Linked DNA regions of Homo sapiens: region 2 is linked to region 1. A link is an interaction called in ENCODE POLR2A ChIA-PET data of the cell type or tissue named here. Cell type or tissue: PC-3. All regions are shown on one strand. Links, peaks and the distances in the headings refer to the core of each region. The heading gives the core; the rest is flanking DNA. Region 1 overlaps TBC1D5 (TBC1 domain family member 5). Region 2 has its middle 100 kb from the start of TBC1D5.

Evidence for each region. ChIA-PET counts read pairs that join two places held together with the same protein. Peaks named below come from ENCODE experiments on the same cell type or tissue, not always from the same donor. Only the 100,000 strongest peaks of a DNase experiment are listed, where the experiment ranks them.
Region 2: POLR2A ChIA-PET joins it to region 1 with 9 read pairs; 3 of 35 experiments call an interaction of 5 or more read pairs at or near these places.

What each region holds. Positions count from the first base shown.
Region 1 is chr3:17,602,006-17,607,388 of GRCh38, forward strand. The region is part of intron 2 of TBC1D5 (TBC1 domain family member 5); the gene reads right to left. Among named protein-coding and RNA genes, the nearest start is that of TBC1D5, 140 kb to the right of the region's middle. In PC-3, for the core only: no CTCF peak of the experiment used is centred there; DNase peaks (open chromatin) are centred at 316 and 3,196; H3K27ac peaks cover 1,294 bases.
Region 2 is chr3:17,843,856-17,849,238 of GRCh38, forward strand. No RefSeq gene overlaps it. Among named protein-coding and RNA genes, the nearest start is that of TBC1D5, 100 kb to the left of the region's middle. In PC-3, for the core only: no CTCF peak of the experiment used is centred there; no DNase peak of the experiment used is centred there.

The sequences.
Region 1 (5,383 bases), core at 118-5,117:
TATTTTTAGTAGAGATGGGGTTTCACCGTGTTAACCAGGATGGTCTCAATCCCCTGACCTCGTGATCCGCCCACCTCGGCCTCCCAAAGTACTGGTATTACAGGCGTAAGCCATTGCGCCCGGCCAATAAGTGGTATTAACTCAGGTTTGTGATATTCCACAACCCATAACCTTTATACAACACGACAATGCCTTTAAGTATACCTATCAGTAATGTGTATCAAAACCCATGTGGTGAATTAAAGTGACTCCCTTATCTGTCTCAATGGAATACCTTGGAAACCTGAAGTTCGTGTCTTCTATACCCATGCGCTCATAACATTGAAATGTGTGATTCATGGAGCTCAGACATTGATTTCCTCTGACTTATCTTCACTCCGAAATACACGATCCCTGGTGCTCAGTACTAAAAGAAAGCTCTCTCTGAAAATGTAGATAGCTAAGCTCTGTGCTTCAGTCAATGTGATGAGCATTAAGATTAAACATTCTAAATGACAACTCCTAGACTTTTTTCAAAATGTTACTCTTGATTATGCCATAATACGAGAGAATCAGATTTTTTTTTTTTTTTTTTTTTTTTTTTTTGAGACGGAGTCTCTTTCTGTTGCCCAGGCTGGAGTGCAGTGGCGCAATCTCGGCTCACTGCAAGCTCCACCTCCTGGGTTCGTGCCATTCTCCTGTCTCAGCCTCCCAAGTAGCCGAGACTACAGGCGCCCGCCACCACACCCAGCTAATTTTTTTGTATTTTTAGTAGGGACAGGGTTTCACCTTGTTAGCCACAGGATGGTCTCGATCTCCTGACCTCGTGATCCACCCACCTTGGCCTCCCAAAGTGCTGGGATTACAGGCATGAGCCACCGTGCCCGGCCGACAATCAGATTTTTTAATGGCATTCCTCACTTAAATCCTTAAAGCCAGTGTGCAGGTTGGCCAGACGGAACCAAAATACATCCTGAGCCTCACTAGTATAAATGTGGAATGAACACAGACAAATGCCTAAGTAAGTCTTCAAGTACCAAATTAGCATACTAACATTAAATAATAGCAAACTTCCCTAGAAAATTCAGATCTGTGGACTATCTCCATCCTCTCTCCAAAGAAAATAGGTGTAAACAGGAAGAGTTCCAAAAAGATTCTTTAAGTTTTTTGGTTTTTTTTTTTTTTTTTTGAGACAGGGTCTTGCTCTGTCACCCAGGCTGGAGTGTGGTGATATGATTACAGCTCACTGCAGCCTCAACCTCCTTGGCTCAACTGATTCTCTCATGATGAGACAGGAGTTTGGCAGGACTGGTTTTACAAGGTACAAATCACAAAGACCCCACTGGTAAAATGAGATGCGTAAAGCAGCCAGAAGAACGCACAAAAACCAAGATGGCAACGAAAGCAACCTCTGGTCATCCTTAAGGTTCTTATACATTAGCATGGTAAAAGACACTCTCACCAGTGCCATGACAGTTTACAAATGACATGGTAACATCTGGAATCTACCCTATATGATTAAAAGGGGGAGGAACTCTCAGTTCCGGAATTCCCCACCCCTTTCCCGGAAAACTCATGAATAGCCCACTGCTTGTTTAGCATATGATCGAGAAACAACCATAAAAATAGCCAACCAGCAGCCCCCAGAATCAAAGTCATTCTTTTATTCTGGCTTTTATTCTGCCGGCGGCGGGGTGGAGGGACCAAGTCTTGCTTTGTTGCCCAGGCTGGAGTGCAGTGGCGCAATCTCGGGTCACTACAACCTCTGGCTCTCTGCCTCAACCTCCCGAGTAGCTGGGATTACAGGCACGCACCACGCCTAGCTAATTTTTGTATTTTTAGTAGAGATGGGGTTTTACCATGTTGGCCAGGCTGGTCTCAAACTCCTGACCTTAAGCAATCCACCCGCCTCACCCTCTCAAAGTGCTGGGATTACAGGCGTGAGCCACCACGCCCGGCGCTATTCCTTTACTTTTCTTAATATACTTGCTTCTACTTTACTGTCAGCTTATTCTTGAATTCCTTCCTTCATGAAGCCAAGAACCCAAATGGCCTCCTGGACTGAACCCTAATTTTGGGGTTCAACCTGTGAAAACCTCAGCCTCCCAAGTAGCACCACCATACCTAGCTAATTTCTTTGTTTTGTTTTGTTTTTTGTAGAGACAGGGTTTCACCATGTTGCCCAGGCTAGTCTCAAACTCCTTGGTTCAAGTGATCTACCTGCCTCGGCCTCCCAAAGTTCTGGGATTACATGCAGGAGCCACTGTGCCTTTAAGTACTTCTTAAAGGCAATCCCAGAATTTCCTTATGAAGAACTCATCACTCTTAACAGAAGACTAGACATCCTTCACATTGAAAATAGAGCAGTAACATTCAGTTTAAACCAGTCCTTCTAGCTCTTATAACAAAAGAAAAATGTTATCAGAAAACAGAGCTCAGAGGGTAACAAGACTCTACCACATATATTACATATAAATTGAAAGAGATTGGTAAATCATTTTAATTCTCAAATATGAGACCTTTTTGAAAGCCTAACTTCCAAAATTATTGCGCATATTTTCTTTTGACTATGATTATACTCTATTTTGACCCTCAGTAGCTTAGTCTATTTTCAGCTGTACGTAATTAAGATTTGGTGCCTAGAAACAATGTAACTACATATAACTTTACTCACCATCAATTTGCTAAGAACCATGATTTTTTGGTTTGGTTTTGAGACAGAGTCTGGCTGTGTTGCCCAGTGCTCACTGCAACCTCAGTGCTCACTGCAACCTCCACTTCCAGGGTTCAAGCAATTCTCATGCCTCAGCCTCCTGAGTTCCTGGGACTACAGGTGCATACCACCACACCCAGGTAATTTTTGGTATTTTTAGTAGAGACAGGGTTTCACCATGTTGGCCAGGCTGGACTCCAACTCCGGGCCTCAAGCGATCCACCTGCCTCAGCCTCCCAAAGTGCTGGGATTGCACGTGTGAACCACCGCACCCAGCCAGATCCATGATATTTTGAATTCAACTTAGTCTCAGGCTTCCATATCCCCAAAATATCCATCTTTACATTGGTACAGTTCTCTTCTGGGATAATGTTCTTCAACAAAAAACAACTCTCTTTGGAGCAAAACCTCCTCTTCACAAAGCAGCTAGGCTGCATTTCCTAACAGACAAGCCTTCTCCAACTCATACAATCACCAATCTCAGGTTGTCTTTGCATGAATGAGTGACTCATCAACATGGTTTTTTTTTAAAGGAGTCAAGCTCCTAAGCCACAATAAGTATTAGTCACATAGTATTAACTACTTTTACTAAACCACACAATTAAAACAAACACAAGCAAATTTATAATACCCTAGAGACCATATACATCAGAAAACCCTACAATTTTTCAGGACCTCAAATCTTAGCTGAACTCAGTCATAAGTAATGTGTTGAATTACATGTAATAAAAATGTCTAGTTCAACCTGGCATTTTTAGCAACTAGAATGCTGCTCAGCAGCACCTGTGATTTTCAGAACTTAAAGTGCAAATTTAATCATCCCACAAACGTTAAATTGTGTTTGAAAGAGTTTGGGCAGTAGGAACAAATATTTAAAAAGAGGAAAAGGATAGTCTTTTTTAGTAACCAGAAAATTTGATCATGCAGGAAAACAAAGTTCACCTAAGCTTCATTTTATCTACTTCTATGATTAAAGATCAGGAAAGTATGCTTCATTTTTAGGAAGCATACCAGTAAATATTAACACATATATATTAACATGCTCAATTGTGACCGACAAATATTATGAGACTTCTAAGTTTAAGGGGGAAATAAAGACTTTGTTAATATCCAATAATGCAATACAGAAATTATATTTATGTTATGTGTAATAAATGTTTTCATAATATTGAATAGACTTTTTCATACAAAGATGAAGACCCATTCACCAAATTACTGACTTCTGTATTATACTCTGAAAAAAATCAATAAATCATTTAAGCTTGCTCTCTAGTTCTAGACACATTTATTTTGCAAGTTGGCCTGTCTAAATTGTGATAGACTAGAACGCAAATAAAGTAGGTCTCTCATTTCATGACTACTCTACTGCCCACACCTCCCCTTCTCCTGATAAAGTCAATCAGAAGCTCCTGAGAAGAGTCTAATTTTTACCAAAAATATTTTCACCACAAGTATTTTAGGGCTGCGTACAGTGGCTCATGCCTGTGATATCAGGCACGTTGGGAAGCCAAGGAGGGAGGATCGCTTGAGCCCAGGGAGTTCAAGGCTAGCCTGGGCAACATAGAGTGACACCAGCTCCACAAAAAAATTAAAAAATTAGCCATCCATGGTGGCATGCGCCTGGGGTTCCAGCTATTCAGGAGGCTGCTGGGAGGATTGGGAGGATTGCTTGAACCCAGGAATGCGAGGCTGCAGTGAGCGGTGATTGCACTGCACTCCAGTCTGGGCAACAGAGTGAAACCCCGTCCAAAAAAAGAAAGTATTTTTATTTTCTTTTACTCAAACCTTTGGCTATCTGTAATATATATAAAGCAAGAATAGTGTAATTAATGATAATGCAAAAGAAAAGTAATAATGATACTGGTGACTTTTTATAACAATTTTTAGAATATATAAATAAAAATTAGCAGCATAAGAAATGCTTAATTCAATATAATTAAATATGAGAGAATATCCTTCAGGAGAGAAAACTTAAATATAGCATTTTATAATATTAAACCTTTACAAGGTTCAGTTCATGGGTTTTTAAAATTGTTTTGTTAGGATCAAATTATACACTTTGACAAAGAGGTCATTTCTATACTGAAAAACAACAACAACAACAACAAATAACCAAAAGCCAGTAAATAATATCAAAACTCCCAAAAAACGATCCTGATGCACACCAACAGCTTCAGATAAGACAGAAAATCCCAGCTCAAGATAGGTCTTGCAACATAATGAGAGGAAAAAAATGATAAGAAATGGCTTAATCAAATTCCTTTACAATAATTAGTTCGATTTTACCAAAGAGAATAATTAGCCATGGTTTAAACTAACCAGATATATATATCTGCTGTAACTATTAGATTAAAATCAGTGATTTTCCAGAATATCTCCTTTGAAAGTAGTATGCAGATAACATCTCATAGAATAAAGATGATCTAAAAACTCAGATGACCATTTACCAAAAATAATTGTTAAACCTTCATTATGTACAAGAAATTAAAGGTAGTATTAGATGAACGTAATACAATCCATCAATACAAATTGCAGTTTAAAATATTTTCTCAATAATATCTAATGTGTACAGCAAAAAAAAATTAACAAAAATATCCTTATATAGCAGTGAATAAAATTGGAATAAAATCCTTTTTAGAGCTTTATATAATGACCTGTGGTAGCTTGCAGTCTCCCTCCAGCTTTTACTTC
Region 2 (5,383 bases), core at 189-5,188, 240 kb after region 1:
TCTCTCTCTCTTGCTCTTGCTCTTGTCATGTGATGTACCTGCTCCCTCTTTGCCTTCTGCCATGAGTGGAAGCTTCTTGAGGTCCTCACCAGAAGCAGATGTTGGTGTCATGCTTGCATAGCCTGCAGAATCATGAACCAATTCTATTATTTCTTTTCTTTATAAATTACCCAGTCTTTAGGTTTTTCTTTTTCTTTCTTTCTTTCTTTTTTTTTTTTTTTTTGAGATGGATCCTTGCTCTGTTGCCCAGGCTGGAGTGCAGCAGCGCAATCTCAGCTCACTGCAAGCTCCGCCTCCCAAGTTCACGCCATTCTGCTGCCTCAGCCTCCAAAGTAGATGGAATTACAGACATGCGCCACCACGCCCAGCTACTTTTGTATTTGTAGCAGAGATAGGGTTTCACCACATTGGCCAGGCTGGTCTTGAACTCCCAACCTCAGGTGATCTGCCCGCCTCGGCCTCCCAAAATGCTGGGATTACAGGTGTGAGCCACCATGCCCGGCCTTTAGGTATTTCTTAATAGCAATGCAAAAATGACCTAACACCATTAGATTGAGAAATAGAAGAGGAACTTGGGAGCCAGTGGGCATTTTTGAATAGGAAAATGACATAATACAATGTGATTAGAAATATCAACCAGTTTTCTGGGTATCAGCTAGGAGAACAGAAAGAGGTAGGTAGGCTCATTAGGAGGCTTTGCTAGAGTTCAAGCATGAGTTACAAAGGCTGTGTACAGATAAGCACAGTGTACAGGGAGGAGGTGGAACCAAGAGAATCCTCAAGGCCTGGTGAGGCCCTGGAGAAGGATGGGTGAGGAGTCATAGAGATGGTGTGGTAGGCAGCTTCAAAGATGGCCTCCAATGATCCTTGCCTCTTGGTGTTCATGCCTTTGTATAATCCTCTCCCATTGTGTGGGCTGGACCTAGTTACTTGGCAAAAGTGATGGGATGTGATAATACTTTTGAGATTAGGTTACAAAAAGACCCTGGTTTCTGTGTTGCTCAACCTCTTTCGCACTCTCACTTGTTCACTGTCAAGGAAGATGAATTCCATGCTGTGGATTGTCCTACAGAGAGGCTCACGTGGTAAAAGGACTGAGGGTTCCCCCTGGCCAACAGTCAGCAAGAAACTGAGTTTTCAGTTCAATAACCTTTAAAGAGCTGAATTCTACCAATAACCTGGTGAATGAACTTAGAAGTGCTCAAGTTCCCCACTCAAGGAAGTGGAGCCTTGAGATGACTGCAGTCCTGGCTAATTCCTCGATTACAACCCTGTGATTATAGCCTTGTGCTGCATAATAAATTACCCTACAATGTCGTGACTGAACACATATTTTATTATTTCACAAGTTTCTGTGCGTGGGAAATCTGGGTGTGGCTTGGCTGGGTCTTCTGGCTCTGTGAGGAGGCAGCAGTCATATCAAGGCTTGACTGGGAAGGATCCACATCCTAGTCTCCTCATGTGGTTGTTGGCAGAATTTAATTCTCTGTGGGTGCTTGGACTGAGGCCCCCAGTGTCTCACAAGCCATTGGCCAGAGGCTCCCCTTGGTTCTTTGCTATGTGAGCCTCTCCATAGAGTCTGTCACACTGTGGCAGATTGATATATCAGAGCGAGCAAGTGAGAAGACAAGAGAGAAAAGTTCTACTGAGAGAGAGTACTAGCAAGATGGAATTACCCAGTTTTTTGTAACCTTATCACAGAAATGATGTCCCACTACCTTTGCTGTATTCTTCATTAGAATATGCTAGAATGTGTTAGTCACTAGGTCCAGTCCACACCCAAAGGGAGGAGATTTTACAATAGTGTCAATACCAGGGGGTGAGGATCAATGGGTACCATGTCAAAAGCTGCCTACCACATCGACAGATATTTATTGCAATTTTTGTTGTCTTCCCAAAGGGCTTTAACCTCTGAGAGGGGGCTAGTGATTTGTTCATAATAAAAGGGCTTAATGAACATTTGTTTAAAAAATGAGAGGATGTTTGCAAAGACTATTAGAGGTCTAAAGCATTATTTAGACTTAGATGTTAACACATCGATGGTCTGCTCAATTGGTCAGCAGTTTAATGGGGGAAATACCTAGCTGCTTTGACAAAATTCTGACCTTAAGTACAAAAGCCTAGTTCACTTCGTTGGATGTAAGAGCCAACTTGTGCAGCTGTGCCATGTATAAAAGTGCCTGGTATGAGTGGGTACTTAAATCCTGTCCATATTCCATTCCACTCACCAAGCTGTGTCCCCTGGCACAAGGCTATGTCAGTCTAGAGGAAGGGGTGTGTTTTTGAAATTATCTACCCAGAGGGGATACTTTTTTTATAAGCAGCACATCCCATCTGTGATCCTCTAGGGAAGTGTCAACCTTCATCTCCCTCCTCTTGTTTGCTTTCACCTGCTCTACCTGAACTATACCCTCCAAAATGGGCTTGAGGCAATGAGGGGGACAATGTCCCATGCCATACCTGACTTCCTCTCCAGCTGCTGCGAGGATTAACTTCTGTTTTGGGAGGCCTTTGAGAGCCCAGGAGGGAAGGTGCTGTACAAACGCAGACAAATTCCATCATCTTTATTAAATTGCCAAGAAAATTCTATGCACACAGTAATACCACCCTCTCCCTGAGTACTGGGTCTGACCTGACAATAGCAAACAAACAGCAAGCTGTGATCTGTTTTTAATTCCAAATGAAAATCCACCCCAAATAGAGGCGAGAAGGAGAAAAAGCAGCTCAGCAACAATGTGTGCTTTGGCTGAGGAGCCCAGGAAGCCTTGCTTCTGTTAACCTCAGCCCAGCTCCCTCCCCAAAAGCTCGACTCACACCACTGGAATGGTTGTGTATTGAGGATAAGGATGTTGACAATAGGGTTTAAGCTGCATAAATAACTGCAAATTGCTGTTCGGCCCAGCAACTGCCAGAAAAAAAAAAAATGAGAGAGAGAAAAGAGATGATAGAAGGAGCATAAGTTGTGGGGAGGGAGGGCCGGGAAGTAAGTAATGTGGAATCTGGCAACTGGCTCTGAGTGTAAAGGCACTCTGACAAGGTGATCACAGGCCACCCACAATTGTTACACAGCTATAAGAAGTTATTTTGACAGGACATGTGGCACACTTCAAATAGAGGACTCAAACCCCCAAATGATTAGTAATATGTTGCAGTAAAGTTCTGGTTTAAAGAACAAGCTATTATAACTGAGGGGGTAGAACATATATAATCTCCAAATATTCTTTTTATAATTTCCATTCAGTTCTGTCAGTGGTGATGTGAGAAGAAAGGAAAGACATACAAGTGGTTTATAAGAAAAAGGAAAAATACCAGTGAGGGCTGCCATTTTGTGCTCCCCAGTCCTCTTGCCTTCTCTTGGTACAATTTTCAATGGGTTCTCCAACATTCTTCCTTAAAGAACTCTTCCAGGGTATGCCACAGGATGCAGCAAAGGTGAAAAAGACTAGACCACAGCATGGGTGCTGCCTCAGGTCAGGTGTTTATGTATGACGTGTCACTCTACCCCAGTCTCTTGGCTTCCGGTCCTTTCCAACCTCCATCTCACCTCTTAGTTCCATTTCCCCACTCATAATAATTAACTCTTTGCTTGAAACCACGCAGTCTTTCTCCTCCTCGAAGTCTTCTTTGAATCTCAACAACTGCAGAAAAGCGCTTTGTCAAATTGTAGCAGGAGAATTTCAGGTGAGAAAAAAAATAAAGATCCACAGATGGCATGTATATTGAATACAAGGATAAAAACAGATGCAGGTCAGAAATTCTAGACTCTGCATCCCTGTTGATTTGTGTGCCCACTATCCTCCCTACTTCTGCCATGACCTTGTTCTAAGAACCATTTTCTTCTTTTTTTTAACACCAGATTTGTGCAGAAGGTGTAGTTTTTTTTCACGACCACATGCCTGGTCATAGATTATTGGTGGGGTGGTGGTCATTTAACAAAACTTGGCCTATCAGCTAGATCTTGCAGTCTAACAAAACTATAACAGAACTTGGTGGCTTAACATAATAATCAATTATTCTCACTCATGGGTCTGAGGGTCAGTTGGGCTGGCTTTACTTCATGCTGCAGGTCTGCAGATGGCTGAGGTGGCTCTGTTCAATTTATACTTATTCTGGGGTCCAGGCTGGAGAAGCAGCAGCTACCTGGGAAAAGCATCTCTCCAAGCAGTGGCAGAACTGTAAGAGGGCAAGTAGAAATACACGGTGATTCTTAAGGTTTAGGTTTGGCAATCATATACTGTCACATTCGCCCACATTTCATTGGCTATTGCAAATACATGACTGAGTACCCAACATCACTTGGGAGTAGGGGATGTTATGCTCTACCTCTGTGAGACCATGGCAACAAAAATGGAAGCCAACAATTTCAATCTATTACTGTGAATAATTCCCTGGTATTTTTCACACTGGGGCTGAGGACAAGAGCCAACCATTATGGAATGTCTTGGTGTTTAACTAGAAAGCACAGGAGCTTTTATTGCCACGTTACTTGCCGTACAGAGGGAGCCTTTTTACAGTGACAGTGATTGAAGGTGGCCCATGGAAAGTGGCAGAGACAAGAAAGAGAAAAAGAGATTCCAGGTGGCCTTTGAGTCTCTGGTTTATTTCTTCCTGCGGCTCAGCTGCTCCTACTCCCCTGCCCATCTGTGACTTGATTGGTCAACGCTTCCACGGATTACATGTCCAATGTCCATCCAAAACCAACTTTTTTGTTGTTGCCTAAATTAGTTTGATTAACTTCTGTTACTCAGAAACAAAACATATCCAGACTAATACATATACTCTGGGTCTCCATAGCAATTAGATATGAAAAGAGTTGTATTTAGACTATGTAGTGATTTCTATGACAAATATGCATCACTCCTGTATGTATATTTTTACAGTTGACCTTCCTCTTCTCTTTCCACTGCATGTTGTATAAATTATTAAGTCTTTTGGCTGAAAGCACATGCCTGCAGCCAGAAGAATTTGGAGTATCCCTTCAGAAGATGATTTGGGCTGGAAAAAGAAACCTGAAGGGAAACTGAAATGAAAGGCAGGATGGTAATGAAAAGAGATCAGGGCTGGGAATTAGAAGAGCTGGGCTGTCACTAAGTAGTTGAATAATCTTAGGCTGACCTTTTTGCCTCCCAGAGGCTCTGTTTGTTCTCTGCATATTAGGGAAGGTAATTCTGGACCATAGAGAGGCTGTGAGGATCAAAGAAAACTGTAGGTGGGAAGATGTTTTGTATACTTTAAGCATTATGTTAACAAATGAATCATTCATTTATCCATTCATACATTTAACAACTATGTATTAGGTGTATAAATATGTCAGGAATTATGTCAAGTGTTGGACATGGTTTCAAAAACAGACATGATTCCTGCCTTTATGGAGCTTACAGTC